Regions from separate parts of the Homo sapiens genome. Here regions 1 and 3 are each linked to region 2. A link is an interaction called in ENCODE POLR2A ChIA-PET data of the cell type or tissue named here. Cell type or tissue: CD4-positive, alpha-beta T cell. All regions are shown on one strand.

Region 1 (2,500 bases), 82 kb after region 2:
TTCCTTTTCCCTGCTCCTCAGTGCCAGGGATTTTTATTCATTTTGTGGTTACTGCATGCTTGCCATATGCCAGGCAATGTGTTTATTAGCTTATTATGATTTCAAAATTAGCCCTGGAAGACAACACATATCTTCAAAGGACTCTCAGAGGTCATCTCATATCTTCCCCTAGCTTTCCTTGTTGATAAAAATGGCAGTTCATCCCTCACCACTTAATACGTGGAGGGACGCGGGCCTAAAGAAATTCAGTGACTTGACCAAAGCCCAGAGTGGTGATGAAACCAGTACCCAAGCGCGGGGTTTCTCACTCCCCTTTTCCATCACACGTATATATATTAAAAAGACATGAAGTTACTAAGATGTGTCCTGGAGGCTCTGAGGCAGATCTGCTGTAGGAGGGATCAGCAGAGGCTTCTCTAGTCAGGGCATTCTCTGGGCGTTCAGCCCTTCCCTCCACTGGGCTCCAGCGCTGTAGAGAGGGTGGGGTTTTTACCTATCAGTATAGCGGGAAAAGATACCCAGGTGGCAGGAAGTTTAAGCCTCACCTGGAACTTATATTGAAAGCCACTTGGTAGAAAGGATAATGGTTTGGAGACAGAGTTCTATTCCTGCCAGCATTGACACTGTGTCTGAAAAGCCAGCATCGACACTGTGTCTGCAAATCCCTCAGCTATTCTGAGTCTCCGTTTTCTCCCTGTGAGATGGAGATCATAAAATCCGCCTCATCCTTAGGATTATTCTCCTGAAGCTACAATAAGGCCTGAGGCATTGTACGCTGGAAGAAACGTGTATTAATAGCAACTTCTGTCCCACCCCATCCCCCAACACGTCGATCCCCTCCGGAGCATAAAACTTTCCCCCAGCATCTGACCTGCCCAGGCCACCCTAGCACCTAGGAGCGTGAATTCCTGATGCGGGTTGTGGGTGGCGCGCCCTCCCGGTTCCCGCTCTCGTTTTTGTTTTTGGTCGGGTAAGGCGATGCTGTAGAGGCTGGCGATCTCCAGTCTTCACGAATCCGCACGTCTCTCCATTATCCACCGCGCCCGCCCACTGGGCCCCGGGGCGGCCGGCGGCCGGGTCTCTCGGGCTCCGCGTGTCGCCCGAGCCGCCGCCGGAGCGAGGGTCCCTGCCCCCTGGGGAGCGGTCTCCAGCCGCTTCGAAGCCGCCTTCTTCCCCCTCCGTGAGTCAGAAACAAAGGCGGGGGGGCGGGGGGAGCGCCCGAGCTGCGGCTCCGCGATTCGCCCTTTATTCTGAACTCGCAACGTCAGCGGCCCGCGGATGGAGCTGCGGGGTGCGGACTGGGCCGCCCACAGCGCACCGGGCCGGGGGAGCGGCCGCGCTGGGCCGGGCGGGCGGGTGGCGGGGGTGCGCTCGGGGACCCGGGCCGCGTGGGCGCCGGGATGGAGGGCGCCAAGGGGCGGGGAGCGGGCGTGCGTGTGTGTGCGAGTGCGAATGCGAGGGAGGCCGGCCTTGAGTGAAACCGGAGCTACAAAGAAGGGGAGAGTCCGGGAGCGGGAGGGCGCGAGGGAGGAGCGGCGGCGCCGGGGCAGCTCCGACGCCCTCCCGCGGGGAAGGAGCCCCCGCGGTGCCGCCGAGGCCCCGACGCGGGGCCGCCCCTCGGCTCGCCGCCCCGCGCCCGCGCCCGCTGGGAATGATGAAGAAGAACAATTCCGCCAAGCGGGTGAGTGCGCTTGCCCGCCCTGCGGCCGCCGCCGCCTCCGCGCTCTGACGACCCCCGCTCCGTCGGCGCCGCGGCGGCCTGGGAGACCCACGGCCCGGCCGCGCCCCCGCCCCGGCGGCCCGGTCCCCTCGGCCTCGGCCCCGCCAGGCGCCCGCGGGGGCTTTTGTTTGTTTACTCGCCTCGGGGGGCTTCAACTTGGCTGAGTTTCCCCACGACCCGCACCTCCCCCGCCCCCGGGCGCCGGGCGAGCGTTTGCCTCGCGCTCCGCCGTGGCGAGGAGACAATGGGAGAGAAAACCAGAGAAACGCCGTTAGTCCCCGCGCGGCGAGGACGGGGCGGCGGGGGCGCAGGGCCTGGAGGGAACCTGGGAGCCTCTCCGCGCCCGGCCGGCGCCCCTGCCACTTGCAGCCCCGGTTGTTTATTCGGGAGCGGGGGAGGGGAGCGGGGGGAGTTCCTCGGAGTGAAAACCTTTCCGAAGTGGGAGCGAACCTGGGGCGGCCCCCCGCCCCCCGGCCGCAGCCTTCGGAGGAGACTGGGCCGCCGAGGCGGTCGTGAGAGACGGACGGAGAGGAAGCGCCGGCTGGAATCTCCTAACCGCCCGCTTCTCATCTTGTCCTGGGGCAGGGACCTCAGGATGGAAACCAGCAGCCTGCACCGCCCGAGAAGGTCGGCTGGGTCCGGAAATTCTGCGGGAAAGGGATTTTCAGGGAGATTTGGAAAAACCGCTATGTGGTGCTGAAAGGGGACCAGCTCTACATCTCTGAGAAGGAGGTGGGTGCCTCTTGCCTCTAACTCTCCGTTTTCTCATAGCCCCCACTT
Region 2 (2,500 bases):
GTTTCTGATCTCCCTTAAGGGATTTGAGAATTATATATAATATTGCATAATCTTAAGCTGATTAATGTTAAAGTGCTATTGGTCTATTTTAACTGTGTACTTCTTAAAATATAATGAAAGAATTTATTTGGTAATCCTGAATCTATTGACCTCACAAACACTGGTCATTATTTTGGTGGAAATATTCATAAGCATTTTTAGTTACTGATTTCTAACAATTGTTTCTTATTATCTTCCTGATTTTACAATTCCCCAAAGTAAAGGTGCGAAAAACAAACATCTACCCTCCTTTTCGACAAATGCCATGATAGAGGGGAGACCTGTGTGGTGTAAAGACAAATGCAGACATTTGGAAGTTGATGGTTTTAAGATTCAGTAAAAACTTGAGAGTTTTGGCTTCAAATCCCCACGCTAGTTTTAGTTCTACCGGATACGTGTCCCCTACCCATTTCAAAGGACCCAGTCACCTCGGCTCTTGCCTGAGTTTCAGAGTCCCGCCGGAGTTAGAGCTGGCAGAGTCCAATTGCTCAGAGCGCCGAGGCGGGGGCGGGGCAGGGGGACGCTTGCAGGTCCGGTGGTCCCGCGGGCTGCGAGCCCCCACGGCCGACCCTAGCTGCAGACCCTCCTGGAGAACCTCAGGCCTTTCCCCCAGAAACATCCCTAAAAGGCGTTCCCTTTGTTCATTCATTCAACAAATATTTGTTCAATCTCATATGCCCCTCTGTCTTGGGAAAACCAATTAGGGCCTCTGCAGCCTCAACACAGGGGCACTGTTCCCGCCTATTAATGACGCAATGAACCCGGGAAGACGAATCTCGACCACTGTTTCGCAAATACCGCGTGTGATTTATTAAATGCCGTCTCTCCGAGTCCCAAGCGGCCGGGAGCATTATGCCACCTCCCTTGCCCTCATCTCTCACTGCCATGCAAGAAAGCGTTAATGGCAAATAGGGCACGTAGCCACACTCCGTCGTTCCTGCTTCCAAGCAAACCTTGTGCCAGGTTCCTCATTTCGCGAGGCTCCACTCTCTTGGGCTTCAGGCTGCCGCTGGGCCTCCAGCACCAAAGGGCAATAGGGGTCTGAGAGTCCGGGCCTCAGGCATCTTCAGGCCGCAGGTGGGTGGAGAATAACGCCCGCGCGTGGCAGCGGCCCAGGCCGTCTCAGCCGGATTTTTCCATCCCCGGGGTAGGCTTGGTCCCCTGTACACTCCAGCGGAACTACAACTCCCAGCACCGTGGCTGCCCGGACTCCCGGAAGCCGAATCCCGGCTGGGAGGAAGCAGCTGAGACCCGGCCAACAGACTGGGGGTTAATTTAGCCAGAAAAGGGGGCGGGAAGGGCTGTAGGGTACTTGTCAATTCGCCGCCATGAACGTGGTTTTTGCTGTGAAGCAGTACATTTCCAAAATGATAGAGGACAGCGGGCCTGGTATGAAAGTACTTCTCATGGATAAAGAGACGGTGAGTTTGCTTTTGCTCAGCATTTGTGAAGGAACCCTCTCAACCTTACAATTGCTCGTCCCATTCCACTGTAGGACTTAGCATTTAATTAAACATACGAAAATGAGGGTCGGTTTGTGTGGAATTGAAAAGTTGTTTATATAAAGCTTGCCCGGTGGGTTTTCAGTCTACATGGCTCCAGCCACTGCCTAGAGACTACTTCTACCCGGAACAATTTATTGGAATCAGAAATCCTTTTCTAAATGTCCCCGCCAAGAAATCATTAATATGTCAGAGCACTTGGAAGGCTTTGGGATGGGCCTACTGTTTCCACTCAACATTGTGTTTTTAAAGTAAAGCTGTTGGAGCTCAAGCTGAAATGACAGATTATTTGTTGGCCACAGACCAGAAAACAAAACTCTTTAAGGTGATAGAAAAAAATATTTTTGGAAACTTATGGATTGTTCCTGTTCAAAGAGACCATGTTTTTTGTTTTTAATCTTGAAGCTTCAGCTGAAAGGATAGAGCGTATTTTTCATTCTCGTATGTTACCTACCTGTTTGGATGTTCAGTAAATGTTTTCCGTATATTACTATTTAAGTTATCCAGCTAAGTATTAATGAAAAAAGAGGGTTAGATGTGCTACTTGTTTTTATTATTCTAGACTAGCATACTTTTAGTTAATCTTTTGTTTTTACAGACTGGCATAGTGAGTATGGTATACACACAATCGGAGATTCTACAGAAGGAAGTGTACCTCTTTGAACGCATTGATTCTCAAAATCGAGAGATCATGAAACACCTGAAGGCAATTTGTTTTCTTCGACCTACAAAGGTACTGCATAAACTGAGCTTCCATCTGCCCAGGCAGATGCAGAACACTCTGATCTGAAAGCATTAAGAAGGCAAAATAAATTTGTATTATCATAATTTGTGGCATCATAATTATCCTGGTTCATCAGTGTTATAACCTTCATTTTTCTTGTTTTGTTTCCATATTTCAGTTGACCCCTTACAGCCAGTTCTTCCTTCAAGATGTTTTTTAGGTTCACAGCCATTCC
Region 3 (2,500 bases), 95 kb after region 2:
CTGGGCACTGTGCTCCTGGGCTTCAGGCTCTAAAACCAACAGCTTCCAGTTCTCCAGCAGTTACTGGAACATCCAGGCCCTAGGGTGGTGAAATGAGCCCAGCTTTGAAACCAGATGGATCTGGATTCAAATTCTAACTCTGTTACTTCTTGATTATGAGGCTCTGGGCAAGGCACATGCTTTCCGAGTATCAGTTTTTTTCATCTGCAAGCTGCAGAGCTATTGGATGGGTGAGGACAATATGGAAAATGCCTGTCAGTCAGAAAGTGACCACTGCAGCTACTGTTACTGGTTTGACTCTGGGCAGTGAGCCGCTAGCTCAGTTGGAAGGAGCACTGTGTGAATGAGGCCACCGGGGTGGGGTCACTGTCACTTAGCTAGATCCAGGCCACAGGCTGTGCTGGACCTCTCTCTTCAGAGGAGAGAGCCAGAAGGGATGAAAGCATGGTCCCTGGTCTTCAAGAACTTTAGAGCTTAGCATGGAACCAGGCTTCCCACTAGAAAAATCGCTTAAGGTGCACCCTTGTGGTAGGCTGCTGGCATGAGTTCTGTTGAAGCATTTGTATTGAACCTGGGCACTGTGACAGGAGGATGGGAAGGTGCTTACGTTCATTTCCCTTCCTCCCAGTGCTTCTCCTCCCTCACTTCATCATTTTAGCCCCTCTGCCTGCAATATTTCCCTTCCGTGCCCCCGGTAACTGTGATGCGTGGCAAATGGGCTGGCTCAGTAGCTGTGTGGGGCAACTTTCTCAGCACACAGCTGCCCCCAGACACTTTCAGGGTGCACTTATTCTCCCTCCCTTTCCACTCCCAACCGCTCTGCTCCCTTCTTTTCTTACACAGATGAAGCAAAGGGAAGTGCCCTCCGGAGGCCCTAGGATGGGGAGACGGGGTAAGGGGTGGAACCCAGGACACAGAGTTGAGAGGGGGTGAGGGGTAGAGGCAGGTAAAGAACGAAATCTTAATTCTCATTTCAGTGACACTTTCCTCAACTTTTCCTGTCCTTCCCCATCAGGTTGTTAGCCAGGGGCCTGAGGAGGGATAAAGGAACTGCAGTCCCGGCTCCCTCCATTAGGAAGAATGTCTGGGGTGTTGGCCTGGAACGCTGATGAGTTGATTTCCTTCTATCTCCACAGCATAGGTTTACCAGGGAGAAAAGAAAGGTGCAAATTTCTCTAACTCCTGCCCTGGTCCTCACATACTATGCGGTTCTGAGCCTAGAGCTCTGTCCCTGGGGAAACAGCTCTCGCCTCCTTCCCCAGCCGCTCTCCCAACCCCTCTGCCAGTAATAAATTTGCCTCATTCTCCCAGGAAATGAGTCTCTAAGAATCTCTCTTCTATCTAAACCTCACAGGCAAGCAGTCCCAGCCCACTTCTGCAACCCTCAAGCTCAGCTACTGCCCCCACCCCCCACTTCGTCACTCCCTTCTCTACGCTGGGTTCCTTTCTCTTTCTGCTTTCTTACTACCTCCCTGTCTCCCAACAGGAGCAGCCAATCCCCAGCCTGCTCTAGAGCCACGCCATATATGGAGAGGTTGGAAAGAAACCCGAGTAAATGCAGGAGCGAACACACACACACACTCATACTCATGCACATACTCATGCACACACAGCAGAGTTTGACCGCCTTTCTGCATGTGACCCTGTGTCTATTTGTCTCTGTGTGACACAAGTCCCACCCACAGAATGAGGAGGCTGTTTGCTATTCCCCACCTTTAGTCGTGCCCCAGGAGACCATCACTCCAACCCGTTGCCTCTGACCTAGATTCCTTGCACTAATTACAAGCCTAACAAGAGCTAACAAACACCCCACTTAGAACAGCTGAGACCCTCGAGGTCAATTAGTGCAGCCCAGCTCTGCTCAGGAAATGAGAGATAGAGCCAGAAAGTCTTGTACATGGCCCACCCCAACCTCACCCCAACCCTGGGGTTGGAAGCAAGGATGGGGAGAATGCAAAAATTAGCAGGACCAGTTTAAAAACGGGGTTTTGGAGGGTTAAAAAGTGTGGAGAACACACTTGTTAAGTGCATTAAGGTTGGGGAGCAATTGGAGAATACAGATTCCCAACTCCTCCTGAACTATCAGAAGTGTAGAGGCTGGTGCAGCTACAGAAACCATGGACATAAGGCGGCTTTCATAAGGACTTAATATGAGGAAAAGTAACTCATAGAAAGGCAAGTAGCACTAGAACTCTTGACCTTTGTCATGGTCTCCGACACCAAATCCCTTCTCCTCTTTGCTTCCTGCTGTGAACAAGTTGGGGTTATCACCCCTGTCCTTCCTGCTGGTTTGGGATGGCTCAGAAATCACCCCTTTCTTTCAGAAATAGTAGGCTCATGTCCGTTCTTTCTTTCCCTTCCTCCAGATATTAAAGCCATGACAGCAAACAGCCCCTTTCTCCTAAGGTTCCTGATTTGAAGTGGCAAAACAAGGCAGTGGCATAGTCTCCTGTCCTATGTCCTTGGCATGCAGGTCAGTTGTCCTAATACCATCCCTAAT

Evidence for each region. ChIA-PET counts read pairs that join two places held together with the same protein. Peaks named below come from ENCODE experiments on the same cell type or tissue, not always from the same donor. Only the 100,000 strongest peaks of a DNase experiment are listed, where the experiment ranks them.
Region 1: POLR2A ChIA-PET joins it to region 2 with 19 read pairs; 23 of 35 experiments call an interaction of 5 or more read pairs at or near these places.
Region 3: POLR2A ChIA-PET joins it to region 2 with 10 read pairs; 22 of 35 experiments call an interaction of 5 or more read pairs at or near these places.

Annotation. Positions count from the first base shown.
Region 1 is chr1:150,148,607-150,151,106 of GRCh38, forward strand. It overlaps PLEKHO1 (pleckstrin homology domain containing O1), which reads left to right and starts at 1,310. Exons shown (of 6, transcript NM_016274.6): 1 at 1,310-1,681; 2 at 2,306-2,452. The coding sequence starts at 1,652. RefSeq lists silencers at 938-1,397, 1,538-1,617 and an enhancer at 1,250-1,750. In CD4-positive, alpha-beta T cell, no CTCF peak of the experiment used is centred here; DNase peaks (open chromatin) are centred at 1,255 and 2,125; H3K4me3 peaks cover 2,477 bases; H3K27ac peaks cover 1,363 bases.
Region 2 is chr1:150,066,491-150,068,990 of GRCh38, forward strand. VPS45 (vacuolar protein sorting 45 homolog) reads left to right here and starts at 1,286. Exons shown (of 15, transcript NM_007259.5): 1 at 1,286-1,460; 2 at 2,140-2,274. The coding sequence starts at 1,368. It also overlaps a transcript of OTUD7B not described here. RefSeq lists a silencer at 463-702 and an enhancer at 913-1,242. In CD4-positive, alpha-beta T cell, no CTCF peak of the experiment used is centred here; DNase peaks (open chromatin) are centred at 851 and 1,221; H3K4me3 peaks cover 1,823 bases; H3K27ac peaks cover 1,295 bases.
Region 3 is chr1:150,161,830-150,164,329 of GRCh38, forward strand. LINC02988 (long intergenic non-protein coding RNA 2988) reads left to right here. Exons shown (of 4, transcript NR_135098.1): 2 at 2,367-2,473. Among named protein-coding and RNA genes, the nearest start is that of LINC02988, 2.4 kb to the left of the region's middle. RefSeq lists a silencer at 237-306 and an enhancer at 1,317-1,506. In CD4-positive, alpha-beta T cell, a CTCF peak has its summit at 497; DNase peaks (open chromatin) are centred at 512 and 1,502.